Regions from separate parts of the Homo sapiens genome. Here region 1 is linked to region 2. Evidence: chromatin contacts called from ENCODE Hi-C or POLR2A ChIA-PET data. All regions are on one chromosome and are shown on one strand. The core of a region is the stretch at or near the end of the contact, and the rest is flanking DNA. Distances in the headings are between cores, read along the strand shown. Region 1 has its middle 62 kb from the start of CAMK2D. Region 2 overlaps CAMK2D (calcium/calmodulin dependent protein kinase II delta).

What was found. A loop is a pair of places that touch in the nucleus more often than their neighbours do. ChIA-PET counts read pairs that join two places held with the same protein, here RNA polymerase II (POLR2A). Pooled maps may share reads with other maps.
Region 1: a pooled map shows a loop between it and region 2 (10-fold over the local background). The contact joins two enhancer-like sites. A Hi-C loop is called at or near these places in 5 of 50 pooled maps. POLR2A ChIA-PET finds 5 or more read pairs at or near these places in 2 of 52 experiments (H1 and OCI-LY7).

The regions. Positions count from the first base shown.
Region 1 is chr4:113,821,961-113,824,785 of GRCh38, reverse strand. No RefSeq gene overlaps it. Among named protein-coding and RNA genes, the nearest start is that of CAMK2D, 62 kb to the right of the region's middle. Within about 2 kb of position 1,370, at least 2 of the 41 ENCODE cell types and tissues checked have a DNase peak (open chromatin) inside an H3K27ac peak, as active enhancers do.
Region 2 is chr4:113,472,882-113,475,647 of GRCh38, reverse strand. All of the region lies in intron 16 of CAMK2D (calcium/calmodulin dependent protein kinase II delta), which reads left to right. Among named protein-coding and RNA genes, the nearest start is that of CAMK2D, 290 kb to the left of the region's middle. Within about 2 kb of position 1,512, at least 2 of the 41 ENCODE cell types and tissues checked have a DNase peak (open chromatin) inside an H3K27ac peak, as active enhancers do.

The DNA of each region.
Region 1 (2,825 bases), core at 121-2,620, 350 kb before region 2:
AGTGAGCTTGGAAATAGATTCCTCAACAGTCAAATCTCAAATGAGAACACACTCCAGCCAACACATTAATTGCAGCACTGTAAGACCCTAAGAAGAGAATCCAGCTAGGCAGTAACTGGACTCATGACTCACAGAAACTGTGAGATAATTAATATCGTCTTAAGCCACTGAATTTGTGATTTGTAACACAGCAATAGATCACTAATGCAATAATTTCCCTTTGCATTTCTTTCACAACTACCCACTCTTACAGCTTTACCCTCCATCTTGTCATGCCCTGCAAACTAAAATGTCTGAAAATTTTAGCTAACATTCTCTATAAACATATTTCCTATTTATTCTTTGACTTCCAAGTTGAAGACTTCCAGTAACTTGGTCTTCCTCAGATATCAATCCCTCTTTTAAAAATAAACAAACAAACAAACAAAAACTTTCACAAGTTTCTGTCTTCATTCTCCATGCATCTTGGACCTGGCTGATCATCTGAATTTTCATTTGATTTGTACCATTGCTTCTCTTATACAATTATCCTTTCCTGTCCTTTCCAAACCAAATCACAAAAATGATAATAGTTGCATTATCAACACCGATCTCTGCATACATGAGCACTATTCAAGGAAGCCACACATTCATATTGACACCTTTACAACTTTAGTATGCAAGAAATTGCTTCTTAATCCCAAACTCTAATTCTGAAATCTTAGCCCCAGACACTTACAACATCCTTAATAGTTTTACTTTAATTGCTCATCTTGCTCTTTGTAAAACAAATGTATTTTTGTAAGAAATATGTAGATTATCCTGATTGCTTCAAATATAGTTTTCTGAGGGATGTTTAAAAAGATATGAATATGCTATTTTGAATTACCCTATTTGGACCTTGTTTTCACTAGTAACCCTGTTTATATTTGATATACAAATTAGCATTCATAGTCTTTATAAAGCCTCATTCGCGATATATTTAAATGCCCTGGAGTTCTTGTTTCTATGATACTTTCACCTTTAACAATGTTTTCCATAAGTTATTCATAAGTATTATTACTCAAAAGAAGATGTTGAATTTAAGACAACAAGTTTGATGCAAAAATGTGAAGACCTATTAGAAGAAGATATTATATATTCAACTTACTATATGTTGTACTATCCAGTTTATTTTTTCCCAAAGAGTATTGTTCAACCAATGTGGAGAAGGATTGATGTGAAAAGGGCAACGATTACTGAAAAGTACTATTTGTTTTGAGTTAGAGAAAAGGCATTAGGTAATAAAAAATCTTTTGAAACTGAATAAAATACTTTTAAGAAAGATATCCTCATAAGATACTTGAAAAGAAGAAGTGATTAGTCATGGTTTTTCAGAGGCATTCAGTGAGTGCGGTCAGTGGGTGAGGAAATTGAACTCTCAGTCTGACTTCTGGACCACTCTTTGACATTTGGCCTATCCTTGCTTAGCTGTACTTTACCCTAAAGAAATAATAATTATATGTGCCCCCACAATATTTTCCAAAATGCTTAACATCCTAAAACAAAGGATTCTAAACAAAAAAGCAACTTGATTATAAATATGGACAGTACTATAAATATCAGAGTTGAATATTTTCTGTCTCCAAGAACAGCTTTATTTAGAAAGTCATTATCTACAGATGGCCAAGAATAAATCTTATTAAGATGTGCATGTTTGACAGCATTAACACCCATCAGAATCCAGAGTATTGCATTCCACTGAAGTGAGAGAATTGATATAGTACTTGTTGCCTATGTTAACAAACAATTCATTGAATAATTAATTAAATGGTTGAGAACATTTTTAACTCGTTAGAGTTTAACTTCCAATGGAACATAATGATCAGTGATATTATTATCATTGATCTGAGCAGTTTAACCCTAAAGCACAAAGATTTTGACCTCCAACTTTCATCTTCTCTCTCCAGTATATCTAAGGCATTTCAGCAACTTGTCAGCAGTCAGTATCACTTTTCTTTTTCTACTTTGAGGGTGGCAACTTTAATTAAGTAGTTTCTCCTCCTACTTTCAGATGCTCTCTGTACAGTAATATTTTACTTGTGATTTTCTCAGCCCTCCTACTCATTCCATTAAAGAGTAAGCCAGGAGCATACTTTCTCTGACTCAAGTTTTTAGTTTCTCCTTTGTTTCTCTTGACAGATAAAGTTCCCTTATTATATGTAACACCTATGGTAATTGCCATTGCTCAAAAAAAAAAAAATCTGTAAACTCTTTTCTAAATGTTATGAAGACATGCAGAAAGAAAAGTTCTTCACAAAATACAGATATTACTTCTATTTTTTTTTCCAGCATTCTCTGAGGGGAAAAAAATGTAGAAAGCTTTTCACCCTGATGTCTCATTAATTCTGACAACACCCTTAGAGGCAGAGAAGTGGCGAGAGCCATTATTCTTGTTACAGTGGAGAAAACGCTGAAAAACCCAAAGAGGCTAGAGATCTTGTTGAAGGTGACACACAGTTATTGGGAACCTGCAGGGAAAAAAATATACACACAAACTTTAGGCTTCTGACTCCCAGGTATTTCAGTCCGCTCTTGAGTCTGCACATAGGTATCTCTTTATAAAGTCTCCTTTAATTTGAAATGGTACAAGTAATTAATTGTGTGGCAAAAACATGTGGAGTGACTCAAAACCTAGAAAAATCCCAAACAACACCAGACAAACCCCTGCATGTCCAAACCTGCCAGTATGAAATATCACATTTCTAAGCAAATATTCAAGGCATCTTAATGTAATGGGATGCCAAATACTAAGCACTGGGTTGCTAAGAATTTCTCCCCTCCTCCTGGTGTGCTATCATTCATTC
Region 2 (2,766 bases), core at 263-2,762:
CACAAAGAAGTGAAATGACATTCTTACAGTTGAAATATTCATACTATGTTAGTTGGTAAAACTGCTTAGCTTCTACCTCATTGAGGCAACATTGGTGTGAGAAACACTGAAATATGACTGAGAGCCTACACTAGCAAGAAGATGGGGGGAAGATACCTTTAAAAAGATCACTTGGAGTTCAATAATTATGGATGCATAATAACATTTTGAGTACTCTTAATATAGTCAGCCTAGTTCTTTCTCAAAAAATAAATTCAAGGACATAACAGTTCAGTTGATACTATGGAATTTTGTTTGTTTGTTTGTTTGTTAGTTATTCAAAACCAGCAAAGGGATATGATGCTTATTTGGTAGAGAGGACATGCTCTTCAGCTCTTTCTGCCTTCTTGATCCAAGAAAGCATTCACAAATTTACCAGTTTATTTACTCAGGAAAATGTGGCTATAAATGAATTTACCCAGGAATAAACTAAATTCTATTATTTACTAAGTTCAAATAGTATACTTTTCATAAAGGGATGAAATCAGTTATTGAAAAGAAGCTAAATTAATTGTAAGCTAAACAACAGCAACTGAAATCACTGAAAGAAATTAAAACCTACTATCATGACTGTAAAGGATTTTAACCATTCTCACTTTTTATATTTCTAGCTATTAATACTGAAGGGAGGACAGAATATTAACACTTTGAAATTAACTCTCCGCCAGGCACGGTGGCTCACGCCTGTAATCCCAGCACTTTGGGAGGTCGAGGCGGGCAGATCACCTGAGGTCAGGAGTTCAAGACCAGCATGGCCAACATGGTGAAACCCTGTCTCTACTAAAAATACAAAAATTAGCTGGGTGTGGTGGCAGGCACCTGTAATCCCAGCTACTCTGGAGGCTGAGACAGGAGAATCGCTTGAACCCGGGAGGTGGAGGTTGCAGTGAGCCGAGATCACACCTTTGCACTCCAGCCTGGGGGACAAGAGCAAAACTTCTTCTCAAAAAATAAACAAATAAATAAATAAATAAACTCTTGACCTGAAAGATATATGCTCCGTTTTGACTAATATAAAATTGATTAGCAGAGTTAGTTGAAATCATTACAGCACCCAGGGGCAGCTGGATTGCTTTCATGACCAAAAAAAAAAAAAAAAAAAAAAAAAAAGGCCAAAAAGGACTTTCCAAATATTTTAAAACTTTATGACTAATTGGTCTCATTGTCTCTTTTCCACGTCTGAATTTTTTTCTTTCAAGAAAATAACTGTGGCCATCACCTTGGTTACACAGTGGAGAGAAGAGATACCCTTAGAGAATGCTTAGAACATCTCTGATCATGCAAATGTGTAAACTTGAATGCCAAGAGACTTTATAATCTTAAATCTGAGCAGAGGATGTGAGTCTTTGACCAGTTTCTTAAAATCTTTTTCTTCCATGTCATCAACTCTTAACTGGAAATGGTACCACACCTATGTGATTCATGGAACATCTTAATACTTGAAATACTCAATGGTATTCACAATGCTGTGCTATTTCTAGCTTCTGCAAGTCAGCTGGGGGTGGCAGAATAGTTACCCAATTACTTTAATGTGGCTAGAGTGAATTCTTTCACATAAGCAAATGTTCTGTGTAATCATAGTTTCTTTAGACTCTAAAACATTTATTTAAGTCATTTTTTAATGAAAATCTTTATAAATACTTTATACCTCCTTTAATTTAATAGTAAATATTTTATTTCCATTTCCGGTCAAAGGTAATTTTAGGAATAACATGACCATATTTTACTGTAACCCGTGATATCCTTGCAAACTAAAAAAAACATAAACCTATTTGTACTTATTCTAAATGATCCCAATGCTAGATCTTTCTGATCTTAAAGATTTGTTAATTATTTATTATTAGGCTATAGCAATTTAACAGGGCTAAGACTGATATTACTTCTTCCCCAGTTAACTATCATTTTGTACTATGAAACTACTCTGCATTATATAGCAAAGTTCAAAGATGGTTTGAATAATTTATTTATTTTTTTTAATCCTGAAAGCCTCTAGTAATTAAAGGGTGAAAAGTTGATGTTATTCAACAGGTGACTTCTGGATAAAAGAGGTTTACAGTAAACATTCGTGAATAGAAATTTAGTAATTGCCATGTCTTATATTTGAATAAAATATTAAATCACTCAACTTTAGAATCTGTGATAAGTTTGATTTTAAAAGCCAAAATTATGAAAATTCCTCTCCCCAACATTAACTGCTACATCAGTCTAGTGAAGTAAAAATAAAGTCACAGAGAAACAAGCCGCTAATTGCACAGAGAATGCCAAATATAACTGAATTGATAGGCACCTTTTTCTGTAAAACTACCAAGAGCATAATTTGTATAGTTGCCTAAAATAGTAACTATTCCCAAGGGTTAATTTTGTTAATGGCAGCATGGAAAAAGACAATAAAACCACGGGGCACCCAGTTGTGTGAAATTGATGTAATAATTAATTACACCCTTAGCCTAGTAATTAAGTAGTCAGTCACCTTGCCAGAGTAAGTTCAAAGGCATTTAGGTGGTTCATTTAAGTTTATGATTTCAAAATATTGAAGTAAAGCACTGTGGGCTGGAAAGGAACATAGATCAGTGAATTGAACAGCAGAGGGGAACCTTAGCCAAATAAAGCTCTAACCCTGGCACAGCCTCTGAATTTGCTAGATGACTTGAGCAAGTCACTTAACCTCCTTGTCCTTCAAGTCTCTGACAGCCAAGTACCCAATAACCTGTAAGAAATGTAGAAAGA